2 separate regions of the Homo sapiens genome follow, and region 2 is linked to region 1. The links are chromatin loops, found by intact Hi-C in ENCODE. Cell type or tissue: Calu3. All regions are shown on one strand. Each heading gives the region's core, and the rest is flanking DNA. Links, peaks and the distances in the headings are about the cores only. Region 1 overlaps DNAH11 (dynein axonemal heavy chain 11). Region 2 overlaps SP4 (Sp4 transcription factor).

Region 1 (2,500 bases), core at 1-2,500:
TTTTTAAAATTATTATACTTTAAGTTTTAGGGTACATGTGCACAATGTGCAGGTTAGTTACATATGTATACCCTAATTTATATTTCAAATAAAGAACTGTGCTTAAAGTCATTAATATGATAGAAACTCTGCTAAGATAGCTATCACTGACAAAATGTTGTCTTATACCCTTTGTGTTTGGCATGCCATTTTAAAAATGAATTTACAGACCATTGGGGAAACAAGTCTTTAAATATAGCAGTAAAATAACTTTCCTCTTAGAGTGGACTTTCTCGCCATCAGTTGTGGAAAACAGTAGTAAAATATGTCCTTCACAAGCTACCAAACTGCAACAATTGAAGAGGTGGTTGCATGGGGAATAACTGCTTTTCCCTGAAAAAGCTGATGATACGGAGTTTGTGTCATTACTTTTAAGTGGCACCACATAAGGACAGAGGATTTTAACTCATCGGTTGGTCAACATGCCCCCAAAGATGACCTCTTTCACCTTGCTCAGATCTACTCTACACCATCCAACAAACATCTCACTCCTTCACCAGACAGCTCACTGTTTCATTTCCATTCAGTAACTTCTCCTTTCATCTGGCTCTGCTTTCAAAGATGTCTATGATTCATTTTACCTTGAAAAGCAAAAACATCACTTGTTTTTCAACACCGCAGCTTCTCTTGATTTTTCGTTGTAGAAACCGTGTACTAATCACTAAGCTCTTCACACAGTTCTCTCTCCAACGAGCTTCTCACAGCCTTTCCAACACTGTTCCCAGGTTTACCCAGATGGCTTTTCCTTCTCTCCCTCCTTACACACCTCCTCCCATCTCCATTTCAAAATCTCCTTGGAGAGGTAGTGTGCGTTGACACAAAGTCTTCAGATAAATACTTAAGTGTCAAACTGTTTTGGTCATTATTTGTCAGCTGTCATTTAGTTCAATATTAGGCAACAGAAAAATAGCACAAACATTAATTTAGATGCAGTCAACCCGTACCCCTGGGTGCTGAGTGTGTACTGATGGAAAATTACACGCCAACACACACAAAACTGCTTGCCTTTAACGACTCCTTTCTCTGTGGCCAAAGGGGGTCACCTTGTGTAAGCACCTTACACTCAGCAAATGACGTCAATAATTAAGAAGTGCCTAAATTATGCTGATAACTTTCAGTCTTAAAAAAGGAAATTAAAACTAAGAAAGTGATCAAATTAGTGCTCATTCAAAAAACTTAAAAGCTGTTTTTGACCTCTACAGAAAAGACACCACAGGTTTTTAGAAGACCATGGACACATTGTACTCTGAATTATAATTATTGCTCCTGCGCAACAAATTAGGAAGGTGGGAAAGTTAAATAAGCAGCTTGCACTGAAATGAAATCATCTGACTCATTTGTTTTGAGGCACAATTCAGTTCAAGAGAAATGGGAAAGTGTTTTTAAAATTCCTATTTGGCACTCAGCATCCTATAGGAGGCGTTATGACACCATCAGATCCAGCTTAGCACCTGACAGGAGCCCTCTGGACTTAACACGATGCAAGTCCTGCCTCATCCAGCAGATGTCAACGGTCAACGGCATATCAAACTCCTTTAGCTGTTTTCAAAGTGGCACCCACCTGGACAGGAAAAAGCCTGCACAGAGTAGCAAAGGGAAGAAACTGTAAAAAGCACTGTGCCACATGCCAACTTAAACCATGCTACTAGCTCTAATTTCCTACCATTTGACAAAGTAACATGCAGAAACAAAGTGCTCTGGCCCCTTTCTCTTCCTTACCAAACCAGCCTGATGAAACACAAATTTGCTATCAGAAGATACATACTGACTCTCTCCCTTTAATAAAGCAGCATTTTGAACCCTTCTTGTAACTATCACAAGATAAAATGATGCCCTAGAAAATTCCAGAAATGCAGCAGACCTGGCAATCACATACGAAATTTGTGTTAATATTTATGACAATTATTTGTCACATTTAATGATTTTCCAGATGTTAGAGTACAAAATGTTTCTGGCAGACTTTAGAAGAGATCATTTCTTATTTTCATTTATTTGTGGAAACGTTTTAAGTGCAAGTGTAGAGGAGAGAAGGACAGGGGAGGTATATGAATATCCTAAGGCCTCTACCATATATATATCTTCCAAGTTAGATGTTGCTTGACGGCTCTTCCCTAGCAATCCACCACCAAATAATTAGATTAATAAACATTTCAGGAAAAGACTAAAGGAGAAGAGGTCTCCCTCCACAAAATTCTGTAGGTGTTGGTGAATACTTGCATGTGTACTTACCTCTATAGCTGCTTTTTTTTTTTTTGTAGAAGCAAAGGAAAATGATATTATGAACAATAAAGCTAGCTGCATACAAACAATTAAATATGTAAATATGACCAGATTTTTAACCATATGGCCGCTGAATGATACAATATACAACAAAATGTAAAAGGATTGCTTTGGAAAGGTGGCAGTTATGCCTTTTGGGTAACGGTGGGGCTACAATGGGTTGTACCTGTTCATGATAATC
Region 2 (7,637 bases), core at 2,829-5,328, 260 kb after region 1:
GGGAGAAAAGCAGGCACTGCAGCAACCAGGCAACCTCGTGCAGAAGCCAAGGGAGGAAAATTGGACTGTAAGTACTGTCTTGGTGGTTGGGCATTTTCAGAGGTTGAGTGTGTGTGACTGAGATGTACCCTAGATATGAAGCAAGTGCAGAGTCCCAATCCATGGTTCCGTTCTCCCGTGAGGAGAATGGACAAAGAATGGCCAGAGAATGGATGAAGTGATTCCATGGGTGTGCAAGAAACCTCCAGTAGGGGGTGCTGAGAACACAGGGAAAAGCTCAGACACAGACTGACCAAAAATGGGAAACAGAAATTCTAGGCCTAGGGGACAAGGGAAAGAGGGAGCCAAAGAGACTCCCTCTGACATTTACCAGCATAGTCCTATGGCCTAAGTTTGGCTCAGATAAAAATTAGGTGTGCCAAGCTTTAATTCTCTATGTGAATAATAAAACCCCAACCTCACAAGAGACAGGTTATGCTCTCTGCTGGATCAAGGAATTAGCCCCATATTCCCACTTAAAGAAGAAGAAAAAGAGCCTAGTAAAAATCCCTCACCCAGGGAAAAGCCCTGGGACCCTATCATCCATGCCCCTCCATACATCTCACAAAATAGGGGACAGGAAAATCAAGGGGCAGCAGGAGGGTTAGAGGAGGAAAGACCTGGACACCATGGCGGAGCCAAACCAACTGCTCCTCTAAATCCTTATCCAAATTTAAGAAAAGAACACTGTAAGAGGGATATTGAGAACTTCCCTATTCCTTCCACACAGCAGGCACCTAGCATGTTCCCTCTTAGGGGAGTTCCCATGGGACAGGGAGAGACTGGCTTTGTAAATGCTCCTCTTGCAAGTATTGAAATTAGGAATTTCAGGAAAAAAATGAAACCACTCCTAGAAGATCCACTCGGTTTAGCAGACCATCTGGACCAATTCCTAGGATACAGCTCTTACACCTGGGCTGAAATGATGTCCATCAAGAATATCCTATTCATAGGAAGAGAAAGGGGAATGATCAGGAGAGTGGACATGACCATCTGGGAGAGGCAACACCCTCCCAGGCAAGAAGTCTCACCAGCCAAACAAAAATTTCCAAATGTTAATCCTGAATGGGATAATAATGATCCCAGGGACTGCGCCCAAATGTAGGATCTCCAGGAACTAATAATTAAAGGGATCAAGGAGTCCACTCGTAGGACATAGGACACATTCACGATTCAACAAGAAAAAGAGGAAACTCCTTCTGCATTCCTATATAGGCTCAGAGATCAGATGAGAAAATGCTCCGGATTAGATCTAGAGGACCCAGTAGGGCAATGCCTTTTGAAGGTTAACTTTGTAATTAAGAGCTGGCCTGACATTACCAAAAAATTACAAAAGATTGATGGATGGAAAGAGAAACCAACTGAGGATTTACTGAGGCAAACTCAGAGGGTCTTTGTAAGGAGAAAGGAAGAGAAGCAGAAACAAAAAGCAAAAATCATGGTTTCCACTGTGGAAGAGGTAGTCAGAAAAGACTTACATCAAGATCCCCCACTTAGGAGACAAGGGAATTATAGATTTCAACACAAAGAAAGAAGGGAAATGCAGGGAAAAGGTCCTAAGACTATGAGTGGATGTTACAAGTGTGGAAAGACAGGGCATTTGAAGAGAGGATGTCCTAAATGGAAAAAAGAAAAGGTGATACCCCTCATGACTATTGATGAAGACTAGTCGGGGGCAGGAGCACCTTCTGAGTAGATCCCACCAGGAACCCTTAATAAATTTGAAGGTGGGACCTGAGGGAGAAGTGACATTTTTGGTTGATACTGGGGCAGCTCACTCCTCCCTAATTCACCAACCAAGGGCTACAGAACTCTCTAAGGAAAAATTGAAAGTATCAGGGGTAAAAGGGGAGGGATTTCAGGTTCCAATATTTAAGAAAATTTTAATTACATCAGGAGCAAAACAAATTGAGGCGTCACTTGTTCCTGAAGTAGGAACTAACCTCCTGTGTCGAGACCTGATTGTGAGATTGGGTTTAGGATTAGGAATAGAGGAAGGACAAATAAAAGTAATGATGGGCCTCCTGACAGAGGAGGAGGAAAGAAAAATTAAATCCCCTTGTGAGGGTTAGGGAAGGCAACAGAGGGTTAAAAATCACACCCTTACAGATTAACCTAAAACAACCAGAAGTAGTTTGCAGAGAACAATATCCCATTTCCACTGAAGGGAGAAAAGGTCTCCAACTGGTAATAGAGGGATTGATTAACGATGGACAATTAAAACCCTGCATGTTACAATACTCCAATTCTCCCAAAGAGCCTGATGGGTTGTATAGATTGCTACAAGATCTAAGGGCTATAAATCAAACTGTCCAGACCTACCACCCTGTGGTGACTAAACACTACACCCTCTTTAGTAAGATACCCTATGAACGTAAGTGGTTCAATGTGGTGGATCCAAATGATGCATTCTGGGCATGTCCCCTAGACTTTAGGATTAGGGAACCTCTTTGCCTTTGAATGGGAAGATGCTATAACTAGGAGAAAACAACAGTACCCCTGGACTGTGCTGCCACAAGGTTTCACAGAAGCCCCAAACGTATTTGGTCAAATCTTAGAAAAAGTCCTGGAGGAATTTCAACCTTCCAGGGGAACCCAGTTGTTACAATACATAGATAATCTTTTAATTTCTGGGGAGAGGAGGACCGAGGTATCAGAAACCACCACAAGCTTAATTTCCTAGGAGAAAGGGGATTGCGAGTATCTAAGAACAAACTGCAGTTTGCAGAAAAAGAAGTTAAATATTTAGGACACCTGATTAGTGAAGGGATGTGAAGAATAAACCCAGAGAGAATACTGGGAATAGTGGGTCTGCCTTTGCCTAAGACAAAAAGAGAACTCCAAAAATTTTTAGATTTAACTGGCTACTATAGGTTATGGATTGACTCATATGATCAAAAGACAAAGACTCTATATATCAAGTTACTAAAAGAAGAACCCAATCCCTTGCAATTGTCCTCAAAGGAAATTCAGGTGGTAAAAGAGCTAAAGCGGGCCCTCATTACAGCCCCGGTCCTGGTCCTCTCATCTTTAGAGAAACCATTCCATCTGTTGGTAACAGTGGATCACCCTTGGGGTGCTCACTCAAACCTGGGGAGGGAAGAGGGAATCTGTTGCTTTTGCCTCCAAGCTTCTCGATCCTGTCTCTCAGGGGTGGCCCAAATACGTGCAAGCAGTGCTGCCACAGCCCTGCTGGTAGGAGAGTAGAAAGCTAACCTTTGTTGGGGCCCTAATAGTAAGCGCTCCACACCAGGTCAGGAATATATTAAACCAAAAGCCGGGAGATAGTTTGAACACGTTCTTCATAAAATATGAAGCCATATTATTAAGAAAAAAAATTATTTGCTTGTAACAACAAATATTTGCCTAAATGCAGCCAGTTTCCTATGGAAAGGAGAGGAGATCAAAGACATCAGACCAGAACTGCTTAGATATCATAGAATAACAAACCAAAGTAGGACCAAACCTTAGGGAAGCTCCACTACATGATGGGATAAGGCTCTTTGTGGATGAGTTGTGACGAACGAGAGATGGCAATGCTGTCACTGATGGAGATAAACACTCCCTATGTGAGAAAGGTAGATTACCTAATGGCTGGTCAGCCCAAATCTGTAAATTATATGGTCTTAACCCGGCCATAAAGCTCCTTAAAGCCAAAGAAGGCACTATATATACTGATTCTAAATATGCTTAATGGGTTGGAACACACTTTTGAAAAAATCTGGACAGAGCAGGGTCTAATAAATAGCAGGGGAAAATAATTGGTACCTGGGGAACTGGTCAAACAGGTTTTAGAAAGCCTCCTCCTTCCAGCAGAGGTAGCCATAGTTCATGTAAATGGTCATCAGAAAGGGAACACTATAGAAGCTACAGGAAACAGGCTTGCAGATGAAGCTGCTAAGCAAGCCTCCCTGGACGAAGAAATTAGACTATGTAGCCTGCTCCCAAACATCCCTAAGCTAGTATTAAGGCCCCAGTTTACCAGAGAGGAGGAGGAAGAATTAGACAGGACAGGGGTCACTCAGACTGAAGATGGCAAATGGGTACTTCCTGAAATAAGTAAACCCCTAATGAGAAAACTAGTATCTACATTACACAAATGGAGTCAATGGGGACCCCAGGCTTTGTGTGATACAATACTTAGGAATTATGGGTGTATAGGGATTTATACCCTTGCTAAACAAGCATGTGGAAATTGTGTTAACTTGTCAAAAGATAAACAAAAAGGTGATTAGAAAACAGGAAGACCTCCGGAGTAAGACCACTTCAAAGCATTCAAGTAGATTTCACAGAAATGCCCAAAGTAGGAAGACTAAAGTATTTACTGGTGATGGTAGATTACCTTTCAGGCTGGGTAGAAGCCTTTCCCCTTCCAACAGCCACTGCTGGGAATGTGGTCAAAATAATATTAAAACAGATTCACCTAGCTTTGGACTGATGGAAAATATTAATTCAGACAATGGAAGCCACTTTACCTCAAGGGTGTTAAGGTGAATTATGGAAGGTTTACAAATTAAATGGGATTATCTCACCCCTTGGCATCTCCCTTCCTCTGGAAAGTAGAAAGAATGACTCAAACTCTCACAAAGCATATCACCAAACTAATCTTAAAAACTAAAATGCCTTGAACCAAATGTCCCCCAATAGCATTCCTTAGATTAGAACAAGCACCAATAAAAGACTTGGGATTGCCCCTCTACGAGTCATTATATGGGCTCCTATATTTGCGCAGAGCTACAGATCTTCCGGCTATGGAAACCAAGGATCAATTTTTAAAGAAATTATATAGTGGCCATATACTCCACCCTGTCATCCCTTAGGTTAAAACGACTTCTAACTCAAACTTCACCTCTTGAGTTCATGGCTCACCACTTTCAGCCTGGTAACTTGGTGCTGATTAAGACTTGGAAAGAAGACAAGCTCCACCCAAGCTGGGAAGGTCCCTATCAAGTGCTCCTGACCACTGAGACAGCCATGCGAACAGCTGCATGAGGTGGACTCACTATACTCGAGTCAAGGGACTGGTAAAGGAGACCCTGGAAAGGAGGGGAAAAGACCAGTGGAAAGTGCATGGGTCACCTAAGGAACCCTTAAAGTTAACTCTGAGAAAAATCTAAAAAGAAAACATGGGCTGGCCCCAGTTCTGGAAGACTCTTGGTTATATGGGTTAGGGGCAGACATCACAGGGAAAGACCCTGTAGGGCGATTTATTCTCAAACTCATCAAAAACTCAACCCCCCAAGTGTCTGGTACTACTCCAAGCCCAGGCCCTAGTAAACACTTTAGTCCACCAAATAATGATCCTAAAAGGCTAAAAATAATTGAGGTAAAGGATGTAAAGCAAACCTTAAAAACTGAGGGTATGGGGATGTGAATGCCTGGGTTGAGTGGGTCACATTTTTGGTACAAGCCCTCAACAAGAGTAACTACTATGCATGTGCTGCGGGAGGACCTCAGGCATGGGTGGTTCCATTTCCCCTAGGATGGAATACTGATCCTGAAGTAATGTGTTGCATGTTGGCTCTATACCGAGACAAGGATGCATGGGAAAATGAGACTTGTAAGAGTCTGTCATTGCTCTTTCCCGCATTGTGGAGAGAGGTCAGAACCCCTCATTCTCTACAGGGAATATGAACTACTCCTCTTGCCTCTCCAGGCAGGGGGCAGAGTTCAATAAGCCCATGGGAGAACTCTCAACTTGTACCCACATCCTAAGCATCACAGGTTGAGTCAGGCAATGGCAATTACTCAGCTCTCCATACACCACGGCTGATGTCTGGTGGTACTGTGGGAAAAAAGGATGATAAGTTGTTACCGTCCAATTGGACTGGGACTTGTGCTTTAGTCCAGTTGGCCATTCCCTTCATCCTGGTATTCCATAAGATACCCGAAAATACACACGGCTACCAAAACCGGAGAGATTTGACGTATCTTTTGATCCCAATATATATGTTAACTCTATAGGAGTTCCGGGGGGGGGGGGGTGCCTAATGAATTTAAGGCCCGAAACCAAATAGCAGCTCGGTTTAAGTCAGCACTCTTCTGGTGGTCAACTATTAAGAATGTGGACTAGATTAACTACATCTATTATAATCAACAGAGATTCATCGATTATACTCGGGACATCCTCAAAGGGGTGGCTAGCCAGCTAAATGCCATCAGCCAAATGGCCTGGGAAAACAGGCTTGCGCTAGACATGATACTAGCAGAAAAAGGGGGCGTATGTGTTATGCTGGGTGGGAAATGTTGTACTTTCATTCCCAACAATACTGCCCCAGATGGGACCATCAGAAAAGCTTTACGAAGACCAACAACTCTAGCCAATGAACTGGCAGAAAATGCTGGAATTGATGACCCATTTATGGGTTGGCTAGAAGATTGGTTTGGAAAATGGAAAGACATGGTAGCCCTCAATCCTTACATCTCTCATAATTGTGGCAGAAGTCTTAACAGCAGTGGGATTTTTGTATTAACCCTTGTGTGGGGGGACTAGCACAGAGATTAAAACAGCTATTAATAAACAAATGCCCATGACTTAACCAGCAAAATAACCTGGTACTATTAGAAACAAAATTAAACTCAATCTCCTATGGAGAAAGTAAAAGACTTCTAGAGCAATTCAAGGACAAAAAGGATTTAGATGAAAATGAGACCGAAGGAAGTAAACAGAAAAGAGGAGGGACTTTGTGAGAAAATGTTTTAAATGATCTATTTTCAAGGCATGATAAATCTAAATATACTGGCAACCAGCCTGCGGATGTAACAAACTGCACGGCTCACGCACCTAGAAGGTCACAATGAGCAAACAGAATGTAGAGAAGGGGTCAGCCCATAAAAGCGAAGAAAGTTTCATTATTGGGAAATCGAAACTTAAGCAGGGAAGGGAAGATTACACCCTTATTAGGGGGATAATGAAACTTGGATGATGTCCGGGAAGATTGTAACCCTGTAATACTCGACCTATGAGGAACTAGGGGAGGGATTTGCATGCTAGGAGGTAAATTAACTGCTGTAACTGCCCTGGGTGTGCCTGCCTACCATACGCCCCATCTTGCAAGACCACCATTAAAAGTCTCGCTTTTGCTGTTCTTTGTGTCTCCAAGTGCAGTCTTTGGGTTCAGACAGGCGAATGTGTGTTTCCCACATTAAGTAACATGGTAAAAGGGACTGTGCAGATCTAACTAAAGTTATGGAGCTTAATATAGGGATATTATTCTGAATTATCCAGTAGTGCGTAATGTAATCACATGAATTCTTAAAAGCGAAGAGCTTTCTTTAGCTAGAATCAGGGAGATTAGAATAGTGAGGGGAAACGTGCCCTGCTGTTGCTGGAGGGGGCCACATGGACAGTATGAGAAGGAGTGTGGGCAGCCTCCAAGTGTAAACACTGGAGGCTCCCAACTGCCAGCTGGCAAGGAAACAAGGACCTACATTCTACAACAGAAAGGAACTGAATTTAGCTGACAATTCAAACGACTTTGGAAGCAGGTTTCTCCCCAGGGTCTTCAGTAAGGAATGCAGTCCTGCCAAAGCCTTGATTTTGGCTCTGTGAGAAACTGAGCAGAGCACCCAGCTGAGGCCCCTTGAACTCCTGACCT

The links. A loop is a pair of places that touch in the nucleus more often than their neighbours do. Peaks named below come from ENCODE experiments on the same cell type or tissue, not always from the same donor. Only the 100,000 strongest peaks of a DNase experiment are listed, where the experiment ranks them.
Region 2: a loop joins it to region 1, with 4 times the contacts of the local background. A loop is called at or near these places in 11 of 110 quality-filtered maps.

Annotation. Positions count from the first base shown.
Region 1 is chr7:21,766,505-21,769,004 of GRCh38, reverse strand. The region is part of intron 55 of DNAH11 (dynein axonemal heavy chain 11); the gene reads right to left. Among named protein-coding and RNA genes, the nearest start is that of CDCA7L, 180 kb to the left of the region's middle. In Calu3, for the core only: a CTCF peak has its summit at 1,540 (motif pointing right); a DNase peak (open chromatin) is centred at 1,514.
Region 2 is chr7:21,500,427-21,508,063 of GRCh38, reverse strand. The region is part of intron 5 of SP4 (Sp4 transcription factor); the gene reads right to left. Among named protein-coding and RNA genes, the nearest start is that of MIR1183, 33 kb to the right of the region's middle. In Calu3, for the core only: no CTCF peak of the experiment used is centred there; a DNase peak (open chromatin) is centred at 3,833.